Linked DNA regions of Homo sapiens: region 2 is linked to region 1. The links are chromatin contacts, found by Hi-C or POLR2A ChIA-PET in ENCODE. All regions are on one chromosome and are shown on one strand. Each heading gives the region's core, a stretch centred on a gene start or an enhancer-like site at or near the end of the contact. The rest is flanking DNA. Distances are from core to core; before and after follow the strand shown.

What was found. Hi-C counts contacts between places; a loop is a spot of excess contacts on that map. ChIA-PET counts read pairs that join two places held with the same protein, here RNA polymerase II (POLR2A). Pooled maps may share reads with other maps.
Region 2: a map with no recorded cell type shows a loop between it and region 1 (5-fold over the local background). The contact joins the promoter of CUEDC1 here to the enhancer-like site in region 1. A Hi-C loop is called at or near these places in 5 of 37 single-sample maps with no recorded cell type and 3 of 50 pooled maps. POLR2A ChIA-PET finds 5 or more read pairs at or near these places in 2 of 52 experiments (PC-9 and activated T-cell).

Annotation. Positions count from the first base shown.
Region 1 is chr17:58,230,612-58,236,970 of GRCh38, forward strand. LOC105371841 (a long non-coding RNA gene) reads left to right here. Exons shown (of 2, transcript XR_934884.4): 2 at 2,049-2,968. Among named protein-coding and RNA genes, the nearest start is that of LPO, 4.8 kb to the right of the region's middle. Within about 2 kb of position 2,265, at least 4 of the 41 ENCODE cell types and tissues checked have a DNase peak (open chromatin) inside an H3K27ac peak, as active enhancers do.
Region 2 is chr17:57,952,808-57,958,921 of GRCh38, forward strand. It overlaps CUEDC1 (CUE domain containing 1), which reads right to left and starts at 2,605. Exons shown (of 11, transcript NM_001271875.2): 1 at 2,418-2,605. RefSeq lists an enhancer at 1-171 and a silencer at 2,460-2,529.

The DNA.
Region 1 (6,359 bases), core at 1,015-3,514:
AACCCCGTCTCTACTAAAAATACAAATATTAGCTGGACGCCGTGGCAGTGCCTGTAATCCCAGCTACTCGGGAGGCTGAGGCAGGGGAATTGCTTGAACCCGGGGGCGGAGGTTGCAGTGAGCCAAGGTTGAGCCACTGCACTCCAGCCTGGGTGACAGAGTGAGACTCCATCAAAAAAAAAAAAAAAAAAAAAAAAAAGAGGTTCTCTCTGCCTATGAACTGAAATTTAAAAATGGCTGAAATGTGATCACGTGACTATGTCATCTTGGTCAACTTTTTAGAGTCTGCCCATATTTGTAGAATGAATGCATGAATGAGTGAGTGAGCTTGCTATAAGAAAGAGCTAGATAATTAGAGCCTCCCAGCAATGAAGCAGGTTGCCATGTAAATACTGAGCTCCCCAACCCCGGAAGTGTTCAAGCAGTGACTTGATGACCATCTGTCAGCTTTAATGTAAATAAATATGACCTGGGGATTTTGTGAAAATGCAGATTCTGATTTGGTACATCTGGGTGGGGCCTGAGATTCTGTATTTCTGAGTAGCTCCCAGAAGATTCCAATGCTATAAGACTTTGGATCATACCTTGAGGAGCAAGGATGTAGTGGGGAATCCTACAGAGGGTAGAAAGTTCAGCTAGATTAGTAGTTTCCAAATCTACCCGTATGTCAGACTCACCCAGGAGATTTATTAGAAATAGAGGTTCTCCAACTCCAATGCCAGAGCTGGAATTCTGTAGACCAGGAGCAGAGTCTGGATGCCTGTATTTTTCCCAAGCTTTCCACTGATTCAGATGCAACCTTTGGGAATCACTGAACCAGAGGCTTCTGAAATGTTGTTCAAACTCTAAGCTTACTTTTTAAAAGAATCAGACAAATATAAATCATGATGAGGCAAAGCCAGGCTGACTAAAATCCCCTTGCTATACTTACTTGGCAAATATCACCAGGGTCAAAACACTGCCTTGTTATTTATGAGTCCTAGATCTATGCTTAAATCCATTTCTAGAGAATGTCATATTTCCTATATTTTTGCAGATTGGAATTACATTATGCTCTTAAAGTAGCCCAATTAATGATTTCTTGAACCCCAGCAACTTGTAGTGAAACAACATAATTATGTTAAAAGAGGGAACTTCCACATTAGGTTTCTTGGAGAATGTTTCAAAAGATAAAAATAGCAAGGAAATCTAGGGTTGTGTGACACATCGAAAACATCCCACAAACGGGAATCTTCCCAATTGAGTCTGTTAGGTCATGGTCTCTTGCTCTCATTGCAGCTGTGAGCAGGGAATTGCAGATCCCTAATCTGAGGCTGTAAAGTTTTATTGCTACAGATTTGATAAGTTCTAGGAGGGCAGAATCTCAGGCAGATTTGATCAATTTCTGTTTTTCTTACCCATTCATCATTTTCTCTTTTGACATGGCCACAAATGGGAGGGTTCATGAAGGTGGGCCAGCACCACGTTTTAGAACTTGGGGCTGGAGGGAGAGGCTGGACTTTTACCCCACTGCAGGGGTTAGAAGGGCCAGTTGAATTTGTAGGATGTGAAATCCAGTAAGGACCATGATTAAATTGCCAGCAGTGGCAGTGCCTCGGGCACTGGATCGAAATTCAGGGCAAAATTTCAGAGTTTAGACATGGAAAGCTAACAGTGGGGCCATCACCTCATGGGGGGCCAGGTACTGAAGTCAAAATGGGCCTCCTGAAATCTGTAGCAAGAAGGGAAAAGAGAAAACATGAGTTACTATAAGCAATGCAGGCCGGTTTTCAGCTGTCAGGCTAGGAAATTCTGCTAGGCTTTATTTCAGCAGACGGACATCATCAGCTATGCAGTATCCAGGTCCACAGGGACTTCAGAGAGGTGGGAGCAACTAGCCTAGGTTGCCGAGTTCAAGAGCAGAAACCCTGCCTGGGCCAGCTGTTGTCCTCAGGCTGAAGATGGACTCTTTCACATCCATGTGACCAAAAGAGGGCAAAACTAGAGTTGGCTCCTTGGGGACAGGGTGGTGCCATGGCCCCCATCATCTCCTTTTTTCTTCCCATCAGATAGCAAGCAGCTCATTGGAGAGCCACACAGTCACCAGGACAGAGAGAATGCCCAGCAGCAGAAGCCAAAAAAAGAAACTTTCCCTTTCTGTCTCCTCTGTCTGTGGCGTGCAACCCAGCTATGAGGACGTGGGGTTGAAGCCATTTCCTTTTTCAGTTTCAGCTTCTGACCCTCCTCAGGATTAGAAGTGGCGATTCAGAGGCTGGGAGGGTGAAAGCATGACTTCTCAAGAACCAGCTCGTGCTGAAGTCACTGCTCACCTTCCTGTCTCAGGGATGCTCCTGATGCTAATGACGTCGTGTGAATCATGCTCTACGTGTCTGCATGCCTGAGCCGAGCTTATCCTCATGGCACCCTGTGAGGCAGGCTGCTGCTCCTACTCCCACTCACCAGAAGAGGAAGCCGAGGCTCAGAGACTGAGTAACTCTTGAGGTTACACAGCCACCGAGCAGGGTCATTAGGGCCCTATGAGATTTCCTTCCGACTCCGCTCTGAACTCACTCTCGTAGGCCCAAGCTGGGCGCCTCCCCCAGGGAACACCGTAGTGGCCCGGAAAACAGAGAGCACAGGTTACATTTGGCTCACATTCTTGGTGTGTCCACTGTAGGTTGCTGTGAAGTAAATTTTAAATTTTTATATAAAAACAAACAGATAATTTCTTGAGTGGGACATAAAAGCATGAATTTGAAAGTTAAAATGTAAGATATTGACCTTTTACTTAATAATAATGTAACAATATTGCTTTATTAACTGTGACAAATGTACCATTGTAAAATAAGATAATCATAATGAAAACTGGGTGTGGAGTGTGCAGGAACTCTGTATTATCTTTGTAATAATATGGTAAATCTAAAATTGTTCTAAAATAAAAATTTTTCTCTTTAAAAAAGTAAGATATCAAATAAATTTTAGAATCTCAGTTTCCTTCAGGGGTACCTGGTCATGATTATCTTTTGTTAGAGGCATATCAGAGGCCATGTTGCTCGCTGAGTAGAAGGACATTCTACAGTGTACGCTTACAGCCTCTTGAAAAGCCTGTATTCATTAAGAGAAGAAAAAGAGGGTGGGACAGTGAAGATTCTTTCACTTCCTCTCCCCAGCCTCTGTCCCCTTCTTAGCACTGTGCGAAGAGTGAGAGGTAATAACCACTTCACCCTCCCCAGGTTTCCACCAGAGTGGAAGGGGTTCCATCACAGACAGACTATTTGAGCATTTCACCCCATTCCAGCCTCCACCACAATCCTACAAATTCAACTGGCCCTTCTAACCCCTGCAGTGGGGTAAAAGTCCAGCCTCTTCCAGAGACAGGAGAATCACTTGAACTCAGGAGGCAGAGGCTGCAGTGAACCAAGATAATTCCACTGCACTCCAGCCTGGGCGACAGAGCGAAACTCCGTCTCAAAAAAAAAATAAATAAATAAAAAATAATAAATAAATAAATAAATAAATAAATAAAGTGGGGGGTAATTCAGGGCAGGGCAGAACCAGAATGTGGGGAAGTCAAGGAAGCCACAGAGGCAAGAGATTTATGAAGGACAAATGGACAGGATTCAGTGACCAAGAAGATGGGAGGAAGGGGAGGAAGAGAAAAGAGGGAAAGAAAAAAGAAAAATGCCCAGGGTGTCTCCCTGGTTTCCAACTTGAGTGACAGAGAATGATCACATTCCCAGCAGAATTTTTCTTCTTTCTCAACAAGATTCTTCCTGTTCTTTTGTTTCTGGTTGTCCCTCAGAACTAAGGAGAAACAGCCTTTGGGATAGTTGTCCCCCTACCCCATCCCAGCTGGTCCTAAGAGTAAGAACATAGGATTCTCATCCCCCTTTTATATAAAGAGAACCTGAGGGTATGTAATGTGTACAAGACTGTACAATGAGGCAGAAGCTCACTGGCACTGGGACCTACAAGATCTACTGATTCACAATTGAATTCTAAACATCACAGCCCAAGGGAACCAACACAATTACTTAGTGGACCCATTTCTCTTTCCAGAGAAGGAAACTGAGACCTCTGAATAAAGAGTAATTTTCCCAATGTCACATGCTGCTGACTAGCAAGCTAGGACTAGAGCCTGGCTTGCTGAGTTTTAATAATCCAGTGCTCCTTGCATTTTCGCTAGTTGCTTTGTCACATCTGTATGCACGTGTGTGTGCAAACACATACACACACACATACACATGCTTGCTTGCTTGAGAAACAGGGCATTTTATTCGCATGATATTTTCTTTATGGACTTATCACAAAGCATATCCTCAGACTGCTCACAGAATAACAATAGCAATTCAAGATTGTTTTTTGTTTAAAATCCTGTGTTTCTTTATTTGTGGCTTAAGTGGGAATTGGTTTATTGCCCCATCTCTACCCTGAGCAACTCAGGATTTATTCAGACTGTCTTGCTCCATTGAGGTCTATCCCCTTCCCCAGCCCTATGCCTACATTACCCTGCCAAGGCAGGGAACAGATCTGACAGCTTTTTTGCTTAAGCAAACTTATTAAAATTCATAATTTGTCAACTAATTAGGAAGAGAGAGGATTAGGAGTAAGAAAAAACCAGAAGCACATACTATTAGGTGCTCAGTGAATATTTAAGAGGAACAGGGAAAGAGGGAGGAAAGGAAAGACAACACTGAGGGGAAATGGTTGAATGGCATTAACTGAAAAAAAAAAAAAAAAAGATTTGCCATTAATGAAGAGAAGGAAGAGACAGTATTCTGCCCACCCACCAGGTCGGTTCCCAGGGAAGCCCTTCAGTCTCAGCATGCTGTGGCTAAGTGGAAAAATTCATTGATCATAGGTTTGCCAGTTGGAACCCTTGTGTTATGCCAATCTCAGAAGCTACCAAGCATCAGATCAATTCTCCCACTAAAAAATACTAGGAGGCCGGGCTCAGTGGCTCATGCCTGTAATCCTAGCACTTTGGGAAGCCAAGGCAGGAGGATCACTTGAGCCCAGGAGTTCGAGACTAGTCTGGGTAACATAGGGAAACCCTGTCTCTACAAAAAATTAAAAACTAGTAGGGAATGGTGGTGCATACCTGTAGTCCCAGCTACTTGGGAGGCTGAGGTGGGAGGATGGCGTGAGCCCTTGCACTGACTGGTGGTTGCACCACTGCACTCTAGCCTGGGAGGCAGAGTGAGACCTTGTCTCAGAAAAAAAAAAAAGTTGCTAGGAGAAGATAACAGAGCCTCCTCCTGTCTGCTAGAGAGACATACAACCCATCCCAAATATTTCTTTTTCTCATCTATAAATCCCTCCTCTCTCTCCAAAGGGGGCTGCCTGGCAATGTCCCCATCCCTTCCAACAGCTCATGCCGCCCTGGGACACCATTCAGAGAAGCTCTGCCATCTGCACACCCCTCCAGAGGCCAGGGACAGCTTAAGCCAGAGTGCCTGGGTTCCTCCCTTCTCTGGGGTAGAACTAGTGGATGAATCCCAAAAGGGGTAAACATGGGCATATAGAGCCACCCTTGGGACAAGAAGTCTGTTTGTTTGGTGTTCTAGGAAACCAACAAAAGGAAATGCATTTTAGCCAGGAAAGAAAAGAAAAAAAACAACCCTGCCCAGCTATGAATGACAGCCAAGCCAGCAGACAAAGGTGAAAACAGACAGCTAAGGAAGGGACTAGCTATGCGCCCATGGGAGAGAGCACCTGACATGGGCCCAGTGTGAGAGCTACAATCACCTTACACAAATAGAATGGTCACTGTGTTACCAACCATGAGTATCCTTTGGATCAACCAAAGGTTGTGTATGCAGCATGCAGCATTCTAATTCTAGAAGGCGACAGAGGTGAGCCAGCTATGTCCAAAATCAGTCTCATTTATAAACTGTGTGTTCCTGGGAAGTATGTGTGCATGTTTGTGTGTGTGTGTGGGTGTGTGTACTGTCATGTGCCAGCGATAGACCTTATCTTCATTGGGTACTCCCTGCTGCTGCTGCTTTTGCTAAAATATCTTGGACTCTGCACTGACATATGAGAAGCTATTGGCCTTTTTAGCTTTCTCCTGAACTTTCTGCCTTCCACTCTCCATTTCTCAGGCCAATTTGCCATTCCCACATGGGAAGACATCTACCTGTGCTACAGATTTGACTAGACTGAGATAAACCCATGAAAACATGTCATCACATGTCAGCAAAGCTCTCAAATAAAAATTAGCTATAGAACAATAGGCATGTCACTGTCAGATTGACTGCCTCCAGGTGTGCTTCACGGCCAATATCAAGGAAGGTCCTTACTGGGCTGGAGCTGACACTGCCCCATCCTATTTGACCCATTACAGAAAGACCAAAGCTAGGACATATCATATCATGTCA
Region 2 (6,114 bases), core at 1,355-3,854, 280 kb before region 1:
TGAGCCTAAGGAAGTCTTCTCAGTCCCAAGGTAGAGAAGTCACAAATGGCAGATCGTCCTAAAGCTCTTCCAGATCCCTAGCAAGTGTAGATGCCACAAACACCTATGCAGCAGCCCAGGACCCAGTGAGCCAAGAAAGGAAAGGCAGGCCAGGCCTCCTCTGGCCTGGGGCTGCACTGGGGATAGTGACAGCAGCCCTCTGGCCCCCACTTGCCTTCAAGAGTCCAAAGGGATCTAAGGAACCGACAACACCCAGATCATAGCCTTGGACAATTCTGCCCCAAGACCTCCTTAAGAGTCGTCTTTCACACTTAACACTCTCTACTAAAGCACCTCAACCCCATTTCCCCAAGAACAAGCTGGAGCTCTTAAAGGCCTGGATCTCACACCCAGCTGAAACACCAGAATATCCACCTCCACCCAAATCCCTTTATTTACCTCTAATTCAATAGACCAGTGGGCCTAGTCCAGTGCCCAGGGCCTTCCCACCACACAGACAGCAAAATGAGCCCCTGGAAAAGGGCCACCTCATCTGCCCCCATCCTCTAGCTAGCTGTAGGGAGCTGGGATCTGTCCAGACACTCCAGGTCTCCATGGCCACAAGCCCAAAGTTGCATAGGGAGGTCATGAGAAAAGACCTTAGAAGCAGTCTGCTCTTTGAACCCTGGGATTATTCACTGACCAGCCAAAAAGGTGACAACTGTTCTGATGGCCCAGGTCAGACCAGTAACTCTAGGGCAGAGGTCTCAATGGAGGTCCTGGTTCCAAGGGGGTATATTAACCGTCTGGTGTTGAATACAGGTGTCTCCCTACACACATGCATTTTGGAAGGAGAGGAGTTAGAGCTTTCACCAGATTCTCAAAGGGGCCCATGACTCCAACCTCTGGCCCTAGTTGGCCTGGCCCAGGAGCTGGGGATACAGCCCTAGTCATATCAACATCCCTGGGCCATCCTCGCTGTCCAGGGTCTCTCTTCTATTCAAGGATGTGCCCAGGTCGGTAGCAGTATCCTGTTTCCCTTGTCCTGGCCCTTCCAGCTGCAGAAAGTGGACAGCGGGTTTCACACCCAGCCCTGCTGCACACGCTCCAGCTTCCTGGAGACCCGAGCCAGGTTTCTCCCAGCAGCACCTCTCCATCCCAGAGATGGCACCATATTCAAACTGAGGTACCAGTGGCACTGACCCCCAACAACAGAGAGGACCCAGCTTCACACTTGATCCAGCAGGGGCCCAACCACATGGTGAGATGACTTCCTCCGTGAGAGAATTCCTGGGGTCCCTCACCTCCTTCAGGCACAGCTGGCTATAAAGAAAAGGGGTGAAAGGCCCAGTACATCTCCCTGAGTCCTTTCTCCTGGGCCAGGTGGCTCAGGTGCTGCGGGATCACCCAGGGAAGGCTCATTCCTCTCGCTACAAGACGCTGACTGCGGATCAGGTGGGGAGCACGGTGGATGGTCTTCTTGTATCCTCTATCGCCTCCAGGGCATCTTGTTTCTAAACTCCCAGGGAGTCCCCTCATCTTCTACTCCACTACTCCACCAAAAAAAGGAAAATCTAAACCCTCCCTCCCCTTAAAACACATTCCGTCTCAGGAATTTAATTTCAGTGTACGTTTCTTAGAGCTAAAACTTTTTTTAAGGGGAAAAGAAATGGGCAGGGCAGTGCTGGGTGTAAGGCGACCACGCGACCGAGAAAAGGAAGAGGGAGGAATGAATAAACGCTGACACCAGCCCCCCTTGGAGCTCAGAGCCTGGGGCACAGGAGCCGGCGGGGCGGGCGAGCAGGGGCGGGGACAGCGCATTCCCAACTTTCCCTGGCCGAGCTGACGGGAGATACAGCTCCCAGGGGACCGGGAGGGACCAAAAAAGGCTGAGCCGACCTGTGACATCGGCGGGGGGCAGGAAGCGAAGCTCCCCTCCCCCTGAAAGGCGCTCGGCTCCCAGCAGGCGCCCCCGCCTGCCGTCGCCGCCCAGCCTGCGCCCCCAGGCCCGGGCACTGCGGGGAGGGGCGCCCACACAAAAGGGGGAGCGGCGGGAGAGGGGACTCGGGCGAAGCCGGCTCCGGGAGGCCTCGTCTCCCTTCCCTGCGGCGCTGGCCCGCGCCCCCCGGTCTAATCGCGCGCCCCGCTCCCGGCCCCCCAGATGCCCGCACGCCCCCCGCGCCCGGGGCCCGGGATGAGGTGGGGGCTCGGGAAGGAAGGGCGGGCGGGGACCTGCCGCACGCGGAGCTCCCGGGGAGCCGCGCCGACAGCCCCGGGAATCAAACTCGCGACGGCCCGGCCCTCCCGGCGGCGCCTGGGCAACGGGTCCCGAGAAGGTGGGGCCGCTGGGCCGGGGCCGCGGCCGGGATTGCGCGCGGGGCGCCGGCGAGGACCGCGCCCGGGGCCGGGCGGGAGCCGCGGGAGCGCGGGGGTCTTACCGGGCAGCGCCACGCGCGTCCGCTCCGCGCGGGCCGCAGGGGCCGGGCCGCGGGCCGGGCGGGGGAGGGGCTGCAATCCGCAGCGGTGGCGGCGGGGCCAGGCTCGGCGGCGGCGGCGCGGCTGGGGCGCGGGGAGGCGGAGAAAGTGAGGCGAGGCCGGCTTCCTAGCGGCGGGCGGCGAGAAATGCAGCTGTCCCTGCGCGGCTGCCGGCAGGGCCACAAGTGGGGCCGCGCGGGGAGGAGCGGGGCTGCGGGCGGGGCGGGGCGGGGGCCCGGCTGCGGCGCCCCCGGGCCCTTTCCCTATGGCCGACCCCTTTCCAGAGAGGAGGGAAGCGGACCTGGGGGTCCGGAAACCTACATGGTTGCCGGGGGTGGAGAGGGGAGCACCCAGTGAAGGCTGGAAAAATGCCCTCCGTGTACCTCCCTCCCCGGCCGCAGTGACTCCCTAGCTTGCGGGCAGGAGGGCGTGAGCGGGGTGCCTCGACCTCCCGCGCAGAGCGGGGTGCGGGGCATCCTGCCCCTCCCAGCTGCGGAGAGGGTGGGCGGAGGAGACCTGAGACCTCCGAGACTCCGCGGGGAGCTAAGAGCAGGGCTGCCCGACAGGTTCCAGGTCAGTGCCAGGAACCCAGGGTGAGGACGCACAGCTGGGGCTTGGGACACAGGTGTGGAGGAGGGGCACCTCCCTGGAATTAGGGCCCCGGAAAGGAAACCAAATCAAATGCTGAGGACACAGGAGATGGTGGGAAGGGGGAGCAAATCAAAGCTATCACTCGTCCACACCGACAGATACCACCTGCCATCTCCCATTTTCTCCTCCCCCAACCTCCCCAGCATCCCTGATCACTTCAAGGGCTGCTGAGCCCTGGGAAGATTTTCCACGGAAGAACTTGTTTAATAAATGGGAAACTGACCTTTGCTATACTTTTCCCACGTGCTTTCATTTCAGACTCCAATTTGGGAGTAGGTAGCCTAGGTCAGGTGGTGACCACCAAGCACCCTGCTACCTAGGGGATCTGAGGAGGGTGAAGAAGGCCAGATGCAAACTAAGCTCTGTCCCCAAACAACTTGCAAAGGGTCTGCACCCTCCTCCTGGAAAAGTCTGCCTTACAGACCCATTTGCCCATCTGGGCCCAGAACCCCAGGAATAGCCCCCCTCTCCCCTCCTCTGAGCGCTTGCAATTTGCTAGCCTTGCTGAGACAGATCGACACGCTCAGCCTCAGAGACAGCTGATGGTAAAAACCACAAACCAAAGTGCCCCAGACACCAATGTGTTTCCATCATTTGCATGTCAAGGGCAAGTTTCTTCAGCAAGGTGGGAAACTGGGAGGGGGAGAAACCTCAGAACCACACCCTCCTCGGGGAGGCCCAACGTTAGGTTAGCATGTTGAACGGAACTCCAGGACTGGGTTTCCAAACCCCTCTGAGGATCTCCTCTCTCCTGCTCCTCTCTCCCCACACTTCACTCCCTGGTGCATTCAATTTCCGGGGGAGGCAGGGTGCTTGAAATCCCAGAAGATGGTCTTCAGGCCCCAGGTTAAAGATTCTTAATCCGAAGGGACAGACCCATGCCTCTATACTGACTCCTGGCTCCTTTCCCAGGTTGTAACTGAGAGCTCAGGATTTGTCCGCCTGGCCAATATAGTCTAGATTATGTTATCAAGTGTATTACCTTACACTTACCCATAGTGCAGTTCATTTGTCACTTTCCTGCTTACTTGCAAGATCCCTCTGCAGTTCATTCCTGTCACCTTGGCATTTCAGGAGCAGAAAAATGCATCTGCAAACCTGGAGATTTCCATTTGCACTCGCCTATGGATTGCTCATAATTTTTTTTTTTTTGAGACGGAGTTTCGCTCTGTCACCCAGGCTGGAGTGCAGTGGCACGATCTCAACTCACTGCAACCTCCGCCTCCCAGGTTCAAGCAATTCTCCTGCCTACGCCTCCTGAGTAGCTGGGGTTACAGGTGGGTGCCACCACGCCCGGCTAGTAAAATTTTTAAATACATTATTATTATAGTCATTAATAAAACCAGTTGCTCTAATGGACACTCTTCCTTGAAGCACACTTTTCTTGGGCTTTGCTAACATACTCCTCCTTTTGGGTCTGTCCTTCTGGAAGCTTTTTCTCAGACCCCTTCCCTGCCTCTCACAACTTCCCCACCCCCAGACACCTCCACCCACTCCCACCACTGCCTCTGAGCCCCCAGGGCTCCAGCCCCTCACACCAGCCGCCTACAGAGGGCCACCTGTGAGTCTCCCAGACACCTAAAACTCAAGGAGGCTAAAGGCGACTGAGACCGCTTCCCTACCTAAGCCACCTCCTCCTACTCTCCTGAATCCACCTCTGGCTCAGAGGCTGGAAGCCTCTGTCTCCTGTGCAGCTTCCCTGGCCCTCCACTGGTTATCAGATCCTGTTCATTTCTCCTTCTCTCACCGCCTCACTCCTCCACTTCTGCCTGGTTCAGGCCCTATTGTCTCTGCTCTTCCAGAGATGTCCCTTTTGCTTTCCAGCCCAACCTCCTATGTGCTTCAGGAAACTCTGTTAGTTCTTCTTTCTCCTCCCCTCTGCTTCAAAACTACAAACACTTCAGGATACCCCCTTCTAAGGGAACCTGGCCCCAACCCTGCCCTGCCCTCAAGTCATTGCCCTGTTTCTCTCTTCTGCATTCATCAGTAGGCCTCCCCTAAGAAGCAACCAGACCCACTCTCTGCTTCTTCAAGCCCTATTCAATCCTCAACTTCCTACAATCTGACTTTCTTCCCCTTCATCCTAGGGGAAGGTGATTTTTACAGGGAGGCACCGGCATCTTTCTAGGGGAAGATGCCTTTCCAAGGGAGGCAACCTTAGGCTCCTCATTGTTTCAACCCATGGGCCTCCTCCCTATCCCATTCCTTCACTCCATTGGAGCCCTGGATGTTGCTAACGCCTCCTTGAAACCATTCCCACCCTCATGGCTTCCTAGCCTCTGCGTCTTTCTATCCATTCCCTCATTTCTTCAGCTCTGCCTGCCCCAGGGGTTTCTCCAAGGCTGAGTCCTCTAACTTTCTAACCAACCCCTCTTTCCAGATGTTCTCACAGGGGGAATAGAGTGGGGCAGGTACCAACCCCTCATGGCTCCACTTGCAGACTGCATATATATATATATATATATATATATATATATATATTTTTTTTTTTTTTTTTTTTTTTAAGACAGAGTCTCGCTCTTGTTGTACAGCTTGGAGTACAGTGGCGCGATCTCGGCTCACGGCAACCTCTGCCTCCCAGGTTCAAGCGATTCTTCCAACTCAGCCTCCCGAGTAGCTAGAACTACAGGTGCACGCCACCATGCCCAGCTAATTTTTTTATTTTTAGTAGAAATGAGGTTTTACCATGTTGGCCAGGCTGGTCTCAAACTCCCGACCTCCGCCCGCCATGGCCTACCAAAGTGCTGGAATTACAGGCATGAGCCACCGCACCCGGCTATTTTTTTTTTTTTTTTTTTTGGTTGTTGTCTGTTTGTTTTGTTTTGTTTTGTTTTTGAGACGTAGTTTCGCTCTTGTTGCCCAGGCTGGAGTGCAATGGCATGATCTTGGCTCACTGCAACCTCCACCTCCCAGATTCAAGCGATTCTCCTGCCTCAGCCTCCCGAGTAGCTGGGATTACAGGCATGCACCACCACGCCCAGCTAATTTTGTATTTTTCGTAGAGACGGG